Regions from separate parts of the Homo sapiens genome. Here regions 1 and 2 are each linked to region 3. The links are chromatin contacts, found by Hi-C or POLR2A ChIA-PET in ENCODE. All regions are on one chromosome and are shown on one strand. The core of a region is the stretch at or near the end of the contact, and the rest is flanking DNA. Distances in the headings are between cores, read along the strand shown.

Evidence for each region. Hi-C counts contacts between places; a loop is a spot of excess contacts on that map. ChIA-PET counts read pairs that join two places held with the same protein, here RNA polymerase II (POLR2A). Pooled maps may share reads with other maps.
Region 1: a pooled map shows a loop between it and region 3 (5-fold over the local background). The contact joins the enhancer-like site here to the promoter of CCDC102A in region 3. A Hi-C loop is called at or near these places in 2 of 37 single-sample maps with no recorded cell type and 9 of 50 pooled maps. POLR2A ChIA-PET finds 5 or more read pairs at or near these places in 1 of 52 experiments (GM12878).
Region 2: a map with no recorded cell type shows a loop between it and region 3 (7-fold over the local background). The contact joins the promoter of CFAP263 here to the promoter of CCDC102A in region 3. A Hi-C loop is called at or near these places in 1 of 168 maps with a recorded cell type or tissue (B cell), 14 of 37 single-sample maps with no recorded cell type and 8 of 50 pooled maps. POLR2A ChIA-PET finds 5 or more read pairs at or near these places in 1 of 52 experiments (GM10248).

Annotation. Positions count from the first base shown.
Region 1 is chr16:57,012,754-57,016,632 of GRCh38, forward strand. The region is part of intron 1 of NLRC5 (NLR family CARD domain containing 5); the gene reads left to right. It also overlaps the pseudogene CFAP69P1. Among named protein-coding and RNA genes, the nearest start is that of NLRC5, 25 kb to the left of the region's middle. RefSeq lists enhancers at 1,856-1,905, 1,946-2,105, 2,236-2,285. Within about 2 kb of position 1,363, at least 16 of the 41 ENCODE cell types and tissues checked have a DNase peak (open chromatin) inside an H3K27ac peak, as active enhancers do; they include GM12878, where a contact is called at or near this core.
Region 2 is chr16:58,247,770-58,251,630 of GRCh38, forward strand. CFAP263 (cilia and flagella associated protein 263) reads left to right here and starts at 2,167. Exons shown (of 9, transcript NM_014157.4): 1 at 2,167-2,346. The coding sequence starts at 2,246. LOC105371293 (a long non-coding RNA gene) reads right to left here and starts at 2,090. Exons shown (of 4, transcript XR_933630.2): 1 at 1,898-2,090; 2 at 1,324-1,635. RefSeq lists a silencer at 1,998-2,477.
Region 3 is chr16:57,535,240-57,539,304 of GRCh38, forward strand. It overlaps CCDC102A (coiled-coil domain containing 102A), which reads right to left and starts at 1,332. Exons shown (of 9, transcript NM_033212.4): 1 at 1,261-1,332. It also overlaps a transcript of ADGRG5 not described here. RefSeq lists a silencer at 625-1,574 and an enhancer at 3,841-3,930.

The DNA.
Region 1 (3,879 bases), core at 113-2,612, 520 kb before region 3:
GACTGCTGTTCTAAGGAACTGCCAAAACTGCCAAACTGTTTTTCAGAGTGGCTGGACCATTTTACATTCCCACCGGCAATATATACGGTGTCCTGTTTCTTTACATCCTCATCAACATGTGTCTTTTTCATTACAGCCATTCTATGTGGGTGTGAAATGCTATGTGGCTGTGTTTTTCATTTCCATGCAGAAATTTTTAATTTAATTGCTTAGTTAAAAATAATTCTTTAAATTTAAAACACTCATATTGCCATATGTATATTTTTATACTACAAAGTGATACAATTTTTGTTAATTTTCTTGCCTTGATTACTCTTTACCTGTATAGTATTTAAATCTTTACATAAGATCACAATTATAGTGAATAGTAATTTATTCAACTCAAAATCTTCATAGGATTTAGAAAATTTAAGTCCTTTACCAAAGGGATTGACTTCTAACTTCATTAAAGGTTGCGAACAGTATCAAATCCTTGGTAAAGCCACATTCAATCTTTGGCACTCCAGGATTTTGAGCTATAACTGTAGTGATCACTAATATGTCATTTCTAAGCTGACGGTCATAATGACTAAAACCTCTCATAGATTTTAAAATACTTCCTTCAAAGTCAGTAAACATTCCAAGTTACTAAGCTGTTGAACAATTTCTTATTTTGAAGATTTTTTCTGATAAGTTCCAAAGTGTTTCTGATGAAGGAAATAAAAGCTGTCCAGAGAAATCTGAGTCATTGAGGTGAGCACAGATTCCATTGGCTGCTTGTGCTTTCATCATTACAGTACAATTAACTTCAGAAGTCGAGAGATGCTGCAGAATTTTAAGTACCCAAAGTTTCTCAACAAGTTGATTTTCAAGCAAGGTCATTAACTGGGCCATTGTTTTTGCCAATCCTCCAACTTCAGCCATTTGAATCTTGTATGATGAACTCACTTGCTGGTAACCTGGAATATGCTCCTTTGGTGGTTGTGCCTGATAAAAGTCAACAATACGTTTACAATTTTTTATCCTCAATTCAGAACTTGGTATTTTCATTAAGTCACCCAGAAGCGCAACTGAACTAGCAGTATCTCCAGCATAAGTTATTTCATCCGATACTTTCTTTTTCAAAAATGGCAAGCCACACTATTTTATGATATCATATGCAGATTCTACAAAATGCGGCTGGTTTTCAATTTTTACTGCACACAGATTCAGAATTTCAAATGTCTGTACTAAATCCCTTAAGGGAAGTTCATTCTGATAACACTGTACCAGTTTCTTGACAGATTTAAGTTGCTTTTCTTCTAAGCCTTCTTTAGCAGTCTCTTCAAAAAGTTTGATGACACCATTAAGGTCCACAGGCTTCAAAACACCAGTTCCACATGGCGAGGGAGGCCTTGGGAAACATCATCATGATGGAAGGCAAAGGGGAAGTAAAGACCTTCTTCATGGTGGCAGGAAAGAGACAGCATATTGCTATGTATTTTAACACCACTTATTTCCCCCCTTTTTTCTTTCAATATCATGGATTAAATAGTGTATTTTAAATGAGTGTGAGGCTCACTTGGACTCTATTCCATCCCTTTGGCCAATTTTTTTCCATTTTTAATCCAAGAATCTTAAAGTTTGAATGATGGTCACCTTGTTATATATTTTATTATGTTTGGAAGCTTTTTTGCTATTGTCTGATCCTCCCAACAAATAGCCTTTTGATAGAATTGCCTTTATTCGTTTCTTTATATCTAATTCTAACTTAAGATTAGACTTAAAAGTAACTTCAGCGGTTTTATTATGAAATATTTAAGGCATATAAATACTGCCTCTTTTCTCTAAATGACTGCTAATATAATTTTACCAAGTTCTGTTAAAGTATCCTGTTGTACATAAAGTGCTGTTGTTTTTTATCTGCCTGTTAACTTAGAGTGGGTTTTATTTTCTTTCACTTTCTGTGGTCGAAGGCAAGTATGTCTTAGTCAGTTTGGGCTGTTATAATGAAACACTGTAGACTGGGTGGCTTAAACAACAGAAACTTGTTTCTCACGTTCTGAAAGCCGGGAAGTCCCCAATCAGGGAGCCAGCAGGCCTGGTGTCTGGAGAGGATGCGCTTCCTGGTTTGCAGACGGCACCTTCTCATTGTGTCCTCACAGGGCAGAGAGCAAAAAGAAAGGGCAAGCGCTCTCCAGCCTCTTCCTTTTTCCTTTTTTTTTTTGTTTGTTTGAGATGGAGTCTTGCTCTGTTGCCCAGACTGGAGTGCGGTGGCATGATCTTGGCTCAATGCAACCTCTGCCTCCTGGCTTCAAGTGATTCTCCTGCCTCAGCCTCCTGAGTAGCTGGGACTACAGGTGCCTGCCACCATGCCTGACTAATTTTTATGTTTTTATTAGAGATGGGGTTTCATCATGTTGGCCAGACTGGTTTTAGACTCCTGACCTCAAGTGATCTACCTACCTTGGCCTCCCAAAGTGCTGGGATTACAGGCGTGAACCACCGCACCCGGCCTCCAGCCTCTTCTTGTGAGGGCAGTAATCCCATCATAAGGGGTCCACCCTCTTGACCTAATCACTTCGCAAAGGTCCCACTTCCAAATACCATCACACTGGGTATTTAGGCTTCACCAGGTGAATTGGTGGGGGAGGTGGGACACAAACATTCAGTCCACGGCAAGTTTTTATCTCAATTTGCTAAAGCCTCTCTTTATTTCTCCTGTTACAGTGTGATAATGTTTTTTAAAATATCATTTAGCTGGCTGTGGTGACCCATGCCTGCAGTCCCAGCTACTCAGGAGGCTAAGGCAAAAGGATCACATGAACCTAGGAGTTTGAATCCAGCCTGGGCAACATAGAAAGACCCTGTCTCTTAAAAAAATAAATAAATAAATAAATAAATAAATAAATAAATAAATAAATAAAGGAAAGAGGCTGGGCACAGTGGCTCATGCCTATAATCCCAGCACTTTGGGAGGCCGAGGCGGGCAGATCACCTGAAGTCGGGAGTTCAAGACCAGCCTGACCAACATGGAGAAACCCCTTCTCTACTAAAAATACAAAATTAGCCGGGTGTAGTGGCACATGCCTGTAATCCCACTACTTGGGAGGCTGAGGCAAGAGAATTGCTTGAACCAGAAGGTGGAGGTTGTGGTGAGCCGAGATCATGCCATTGCACTCCAGCCTGGGCAACAAGAATGAAACTCCATCTCAAAAAAAAAAAAAAAAAAAAAAAGAAAGAAAAGAAAAGAAGCACTTAAAGAGGCTGAGGCAGGCAGATCACTTGAAGTCAGGAGTTCAAGACCAGCCTGGCCAACATGGTGAAACCTAGTCTCTACTAAAAATACTAGAATTAGCCAGACGTGGTGGCACATGCCTGTAATCCCAGCTACTCGGGAGGCTGAGGCATGAGACTTGCTTGAACCTAGGAGGTGGAGGTTGCAGTGAGCTGAGAACATGCCATTGCACTCCAGCCTGGGCAACAGAGCAAGACTCCATCTCAAGAAAAAAGAAAGAGAGAGAAAGAGAAATATAGACATATGTTATTAGTCCCCCAGGACCTCTTCAAAAGATCTCTCTTTTCCTTTCTTATTTCTAATTACCATACTACATACCACCTCCATTATGTCAGAATGTGCCCTATTTACGTGGATTTGTCTAAAGTCATGGAACTCTGAGTTACATTCCCCGTATTTCACAGAGACACAATCAGAGCACACGCTGATCTTCCGCCTCTCTTCATTTCCTCCATGTACTCTGTAGCTACCTGTTCTCTTCTTTGTTCGTAGGAAGATCTCTGTTGCGTGGTGTGGGAGTTTGTGCCAGCTCATCTTTTTATTGTGCTTTCTGTGAGCAGCTATCAATGCCTCCAGGTCTTCTCTTTAAGAAGAATGTTTACTCTCAATTGTTTAAAAAACTA
Region 2 (3,861 bases), core at 917-3,416, 710 kb after region 3:
CCCAGGAATTCAAGGCTGCATTGATCTATGATCGTGCCACTGCACCGCACTCCAGCCTGGGCAGCAGAGTGTGATCCTGTCTCAAAAAAGTAAAAATAAACTCTCCCTTCCAAAAAAAAAAAAGAACAGAGTTTCCAATTAGATGTGTCCCCTGGGGCCATTTCTCTCTCCACACAAAATAGATGACCAGCCACACCACCACTCACAACTCTGCCAGTTGGGAAGCTTTCCCTCTCTACTGTCTTTCACTACCTTTCGTGAAGTGGTTGTAATGCAGCCACTGTCCATTTTTGGCTTCCAAGCCAGCCCATCTGTAAACTGAGCTCAAGCCTTTGCCTTCTCTTCCAGGTGGTCATGAACTCCCCAAGCCCCTGCAAATATAGTGATAAATTTGAGCTGGGGGAGGGATCCTGGTGCAAATGTGGTGGGTGCCATGTTGGTCTGGGCTACCTGCTCATGCAGCTTACTCATGCTTTCTGGTCCTGCTGGAGCCCAATGCTGGATTAACCATTTCCATTTGCAATGGACTGAGGCTGGGCCTGTCCTGCTTAATAACTCAGCTGGTAGAGGGCAGGACTGGATGCATGGTCACTTGGTACCCCATATATCCAGCGTTCTGTCTCTACCAGGGTATAGTAACAGGCCAGGAGTTATTTCTCAAAAGACACGTAATTCTCTGCTGTGGATTGTATGGTCTTGTTTCAGAATCCTGGGTCCTTTATTGTGATTCTCCTGCTGGGTCTTGCTTTAAGATTCCTGCTGCATCTTTTTTCACCACTGACACCCCCAATGCCATAGAGTCTGTTGTATCACACAGCCCAGTTGGCAGGGCTGTTTGCATCATAGCCTCGAATTGCTACAGAGCCCATTCTTGCTCTGGGTTCACTTGGAGCTGGCATCTATTTATGTCACCTGGGGATAGCATCCATTTGTGTCACCTTGTATATGGACATATTAAGTATTGCTAAATGTGGTCTGCATTGTCCCTAGAACCTAAAGAGGCCTACCACCAGAGAGAAGGTGGTAGGGCTCCAGCTCTCTGCTGTCATCTCCAGTGATTCTATTCTGGCCCCAACCTTGTGCACCCTGAGCAGCAAAACAAAAACCCTCCCTCAGATCCAGGGAGTGCCTGTCAATGCTAATGCATGCCCCTTGCAGGGGAAGGGGGCTGACCCGCTCCCCAAGCACTTCATCACAGCTTGCTTTCTAAGCACATCCAGAGTTCACCCTCCCTAGGAGAAGTCTCCCCGTCCTGCCCTCTGTCCTCTTTCATCCCCATGGGGAGCAGAGAGAGAGCTCCTGTGTTGCCTCCCTGATCCTTACCATGTCCCACATCAGCGTAGAAGTTAACAGCATGGACTTTGGGTTCCACCGGAGCTTGATTCCATTCTTGAGTGGAATGGAACCTAAGCTACTCCATTCCTTGGTTTTCTGATCTGTAAGATGACGGCAATAATACCAACTGTACCAGATTGTTTTGAGGATTTAAGGAGATGACTACGATGCACAGTGTGACGCATGATGTTGCTGTCATCACCCCAGGTTCCAGCGGCTTGTTTAGAGGCTGTTTCACTCATTTAATTGGAAGCTCCTTGAAGATCAGAATGGTCTTTTCCAGACATTCCCCCTAGGATACTAAGGACACAGTAGATATTCAGTAACTATTTAGGGATGTCTCTTGAATGTATACCCATTTTTATCAGCCACGTTTTTTTCCTTCCAGAAATGCAGGATGTTAATATCTGAGAGGAGCTGCTGTTAGCATGTAGGAAGCACCAGGTGGTGAACAGAGCAGGGGCCTCCCAGTGGGACAGGGGAAGAAGGACACTATGATAAATCGTGTTAATTTTCTAGGCCCCAGTTTCCTTATTGGGAGAATGGAGAGATTGATAGATACCATTACAAGGTTGTGGCGAAGGTTTTCATAAACTATGCTTAACACGCTGCCAAGGACACAGTAAGGGCTGAGAAACAGCAGCTGCTATTATTACTATCAATTTAAGAGTTATTGTTAAAGAAGTGAAACTGAACGCGCTTAGGTGTGCGCTCAAAGCCAGCAACCTGGCTGGGTCCGCACGGAGACAGGCGGGGCAGCGCGGGGAGGGGCCACCGGAAGCCCCACCCCTTTCCTCGCGTCCGGTCGCCCGGGCAACGCGCCACCGCGTCGCAGCCGGAGTGACGCGTGGCCGCCGGCACCCGGAGCTCCTGGGCACACGGCATTGGCAGGGGCCGCTTCGGCAGAGTGATGACTGATGATGAGTCCGAGAGCGTCCTCTCCGACTCCCATGAAGGGTCGGAGCTGGAGCTGCCTGTTATCCAGCTGTGCGGGCTGGTGGAGGAGCTCAGGTACCGCCGCCCGCGCCTGGGGGCCGCCCCTCTTCCTCCTAGGCCCTCCTCTCCGGGCGGCCTCGGACTTGGGGACCAGCATGGAGAAGATCCAAGCCCTCACTGAGCACTGGGGAGACTTTTCCTCTTTACTCCTTACTCCACCACCACTGAGCCAACAAGCTGTTGGTGGAGCTAGAACGGGGTGGTAGGGCGAGGGGATGGGGCCGGTGGTGAGAAGCCCAGAGGGTAATTGGGGAAGTGAGGGTTTCAGCCGGAGGAGTCTCTCTCATGCCAGACGGTGTGCTTAGCCGATCCACAATTCTACAGCAGCAATTTGGACCAGGTGACTTCTAAGCCCTTTTCTGATGCTAAGATTCTATGATAAGGCTGGGCGCGGTGGCTCACGCCTGTAATCTCAGCACTTTAGGAGGCCGAGGCGGACGGATCGCTTGAGGTCAGGAGTTCGAGACCAGCCTGGCCAACATGGTGAAACCCCGTATCTACTAAAGATACAAAAATTAGCCAGGCGTGGTGGCGCGTGCCTGTAATCCCATCTACTCTGGAGGCTGAGGCAGGAGAATCACTTGAACTTGGGAGGCGGAGGTTGCAGTGAGCCGAGATTGTGCCACTGCACCCCAGCCTGGGCAACAGAGAGGGACTAAGTCTCAAAAAAAAAAAAAAAAAAAATTATATGATAAAACTAACACGGCAGCAGAATAGAAAGCAAGCTATTGAGATGGTTTTAGTATGAGGCAATGTGTGCCTGAACCTGGATATAAGCATGGAGATGGACAGTAAAGAATGGCCCGATAGTCTGCGTTTATTTTGTTTTATTTTATTTTGCAGTCTGCTTTATATATTCTACTATAGCAAGTAAATTGGATATAAAGATTCCATGATGTAGTTAAGATTAGTTGTACAACTTACTGGTCTTGCACAGAATATCCTAGCTCTAGCAGCTGAATAGATGTTACTTCTATACATCTACAAATACTTTAGGTCAGAACTGAGGTATTATTACTAACAGCTCTCATTTTTGAGTGTTTCTATGTACCATGCATTTACATATATGATCTTATATGATGACACTGCAACCCTAGGAAGTGGGTAAGGAAACAAAGACGCAGAGGTGAAGTCACTTCCCTAAGTTCACACAGTCAGTGGTAGTGCTGGGATTCAAACTCAGGTGTGACTCCACAGACTACATACACCTGGAGCATGCTCTATGCTGAAAAAGCAAGCTACTTTGATAGATTGTGTTTTCCATTCAGCTTTTTCCACTAGTTTGTTTTGTTTTGTTTTGTTTTTGATACGGAATCTCACTCGCTCTGTCGCCCAGGCTGAAGTACAATGGCATGATCTCGGCTCACTGCAACCTCTGCTTCCCAGGTTCAAGTGATTCTCCTGCCTCAGACCCCTGAATAGCTGGGATTACAGGCACCTGCCACCACACCCAGCTAATTCTTGTACTTTTAGTAGAGATGGGGTTTCACAATGTTGATCAGGCTGGTCTCGAACTCCTGACCTCAGGTG
Region 3 (4,065 bases), core at 82-2,581:
AGCTGGCTGGCGGGAAAGGAAGGGATGGCGGCTAGGCCTCCAGGCTGGACCTAAGCCCAGGGGTAGGCACCCCTGGCCTATTCCCAGGTAGCCCCATCTTAGACTGAGGAGCCACAGAGACAGCCTGGATCATTGATTTGAACTCCTTTCTTTACATATGGACCAACTGAGGCCCAGAGGGACAGCTACGTGTCTGTGTCCACACCGCGGACCAGCAGCAAGGCCAGAGTAGGGAGCTGGTGATGGGATGCCTCCTCTTCTGGATCTTAGCCACCTGAGGGGCACAATGCCCCCGAGAGCACCTACACGATGGGGTCTGCAGGCACCAGGCCAAGTGGATACGCACAGCTGGAATGGTGGGGTGAACCTTCATGGGGACCCAGCCCCACCCCGACCCCAGCCCCACCCCTCTCGGCAACACCGTGAACTCTTCACTCTTGTACAGCAGACATCCCGCTAGTCCCAGCTCCATCACTGATATGCTGTGTGATATCTGCAAGTCCCTGCCCTCTCTGGGCCTCAGTTTCCTTACCTACAGGATGGGGAGAGGCACTAAAAAGATTCCTGAACGCTCTAACAGGTGGGCAGACCTCCCGAACCCAAACCAATCCAACCCCCACAAGAGCCCTGGGAGAGCGGGGGTGGGAAGGTGGACACCACCCCCACCTAAGGTACTGAAACTGAAGCCCCAGCCCTGCGTCGCCTTAGTCCTCACTTAGTCGACCCCTCCCAAGCCGCTGGCCCTGCGAACCGCCCCGCTCCACCTAGCGACGGGCGGAGGGTGGAGGGGGTTCCCGGCCCGCGCCGCGCGGTCCCGCCCACCCCACCGCATGGCCCCCATTGGCAGTCGCCGCGGCTCTGGGCAGGGCGCCGTGCTCTGATTGGCCAGCGCCGCCCGTCCATCCCGCATTCGCCATGGCGACCACGTTGGGTCCCCCGGGAGAGTCCCAAATTCCGTCCCCGCCCGCCGCCCCCTCCCGTCCGGCCCGGGCCGCGGCATTCCGGAGGCGCCTCCCCTCCCCCATCACCCCGCGGCCCCTCCCCACCGGAGACCTGGGGTTCCGGGGGCTGAGGGAGGCCGGGGAGGCGTCTAGAAAGTTCTGCTCTGAGTTCGGGGGTTGCCGCGGGCGCCCCGACTGTGTCTGCTCCTCCAGCACGCCCCACAACTTAACCCCTTCCTTCCCGCGGAAGGCGCGCGGCCTGGAGCAAGTTCCCGGGCCGCCTTGGCCTGCCGCCCCCCGGCCTGCCGCCCCCGCTCACCTCGGGCCGGGACTTGCGGGCTCCGTACGTCCCAGCCGCTGCGGCGGGGTAGAGCGGGCACCGTGCAGCTGCGACCGCCGCCGGAGGGGCCGAGGGAGGGCCGCGGAGTCTCCTCCTCCCTCCCGGGGGGAGGGGAAGCAGGGGGAGCGGCGGGGCCCCCGAAGCGGTCGCAGGCTGCGGCCCCGCTGTGACCCCGGCCCACCGAGCTGCTGGGGTGGGGGCTCCAGCCTAACTTCGGGGCGAGGGGTGCGGGCCGGGGCGGTGGGCTCTGCTGCAGAGCGGGCCGTACCCCAACGGAGGCCCCACCCCCGTGAGGGGCCGAGAGTTGCGGGGGGGCTCGGCTTTCTTGGTTCAGGTTTCCTCAGCGCCAACTACGTACTAGGCGCCCCCAGCAGAAACGGCCACCGCGGGTCCCAGCTCGGCACGTGGAGCGAGCTTACCAAGTCTTCACTGTTGTTACCTGCATTTTTCCCTGGGCCAGCTCTGCCACCGAGTGGAAGTGGGCCAACAAGTCTGTGCCCATCGGGCCTCAGTTTCTCTTTCTGTACAACAGAAGGGTTGACGAAAGCAACCTTGCGCTTGTTAAGAGGTGGGGGGCGCGGGGAGCACTCGGCCCGGCGGGCGGAGACTTTTCTCTGCATTGCGATGGTGGTTGGCAGGCCCTGGGGAATTACGGTACTTCGCCTTCGGGGACGCCCAGCTGTTTTGGGGCTTTCTCTCTATTGGGGGTAGGATGTTTGTGGTCTTGACTGGAAAGCCGGGACAGGCGTCTGGAGGACTCCCCACTACATCCTGTACCCTGGAAGGCCCCCGAGGTGAATCTATTTAAAAGAAGACCAACAATTCACCAAGATGGTGGGGAAAACCTGGCCTGATTGGGATTTTACCTAGAAAAAGAAGCTAAATATTACGAAGATAAATTAGTTTTACCCCGTGATTAACGGAGTTTAGATTATGATTGCAACCACGCACGCCTTAAAATGAACCAAGAATGAATCAGATGTTAACACTGGAAGTCTTGCTTTTTCTTGTAATAGTTGAGTATGTAGCATCCTTCCCTTCTGAACTGGTTTTTGCAGTAAGAGATTCATTTTTGCAAAAATATTTGAGAGCTTCCTCAAACTCAAGGATCACTCTGAATCCTTTGATAGTCCAGTGCCTTTTTTCGGGTCTGGGTCACTTCCCTTGCAGACGTTCCCTTTCTCTGTGGGCAGCGGCTGTTCCATTTCTCCTGCTTTGCTTCCACCAACTTCATGAAATCCCATACGTTGCAAGACTGGCAGTTTCACTTGTCGATTCATTTGCTTTGTATTTGTTATGCGTGGCTGAATGTTGAAAGCGTCTGTTCACCAGCCAGAGATAGATAGGAGATGTATGTGGGGTTTGAGTACTCAGAGGACAAGGGCATCCACATTTTACAGCTGAGGAAATGAAGGCTCAGAGAGGCTCTTGGCTCAGACTTGCACAAGGTCCTACAGCCAGTAACAGCCTTGGATCAAGAGCCCAGAGGTCTTGCCCAGAGTTTTTGGAGGTGGAAATGGGGCTGGGGAAGGTGGTGGAGACTGAGTTGATGGTGCACCTGAACTCCAGCTATAACCTCATCACTATCAGGCCTTCTCTCCTTAGGAAGAAGCAGTAAATATTGTCCTGAGGATGTCTTTTGCAGGGGCTAGGGTGGGGTGACGTGACCCACCCGATCGTAGAACCAAAGTAGGTGCTGGCCACAGGTTTTGGCAGCTCGCATGATGTTATCTTAGTTACCTAGGGGCTGGGTGTTATTACCACCCTCTCATAATGAGAAAAGTGAAGATCAGAAATGACTGGACTGGGCACGGCGGCTCACACTTGTAATCCCAGTGCTTTGGGAAGCCAAAGCGGGAGGATCGCCTGAGGCCGGGAGTTCAAGACCAGCGTGGGAACATAGGGACACTCTGTCTCTACAAAAAGATAAAAAGTTTAGACAGGTGTGATGGTACGCTCCTGTAGCCCCAGCTAACTTGGGAGGCAGAGGCCAGAGGATCGTCTCGAGTAACTGGCCCGGGGTCACCCTATGAGATGTCAGATCCCAGATCTGACTGTTTCAATTTTACCATAGTTCTCTTTCTAGAACAACACCCCCAGGCGCCTCTCTGAATGCAAGGCTAATCTGGCGTCAACCTCCCCAGTGGTCTCGGCAGGGTTTCTCTCTGGCAGCCTGTCCCACTCAGTTCAGGACAGTCAGGTTTTTGAGGCGTGTGTCAATATTTCCCACACTTCAGCAGTTCTGTTTTCCTGTATTACTGCCACCACTTTTTGCCACTAACACATGCCCTTATTTACCTAGCATTTTTCTTTAAATCATTTCACTTTGTAGGACCTACTTGTATCTTAAAGCCTATTTCATATAGCTAGGTAAATAGAAAATTTGTATAACTTGCCACAAATAGAAAAAGATCATAAAAATAAATAGTATGCAAATAAAACAACGTTAGTAAAGTCTAGCTAGAAACGTTCTCTTTGTTAAGAAGGGGCATCATTTCTACACCCATGTTGATTGTAGCATTATTCACAATAGCTGAAAGGTGGAAGTAACTGAAGTGTCCATCAACAGATGAATGAACAAAATGTAATATGTATTATACACATAGTGGAATGTGATTCAACCTTTAAAAGGAATGAGAGTCTGACACACTACAACACGGAGGAACCTTGAAGACGTCATGCTAAGTGAAATGAGCCAGTCACGCAAGGACAAAGACTGTATGATTCTACTAAGATGAGGCACTTAGAGTGGTCAAATTCAAGAGACAGAAAATAGAACGGTGA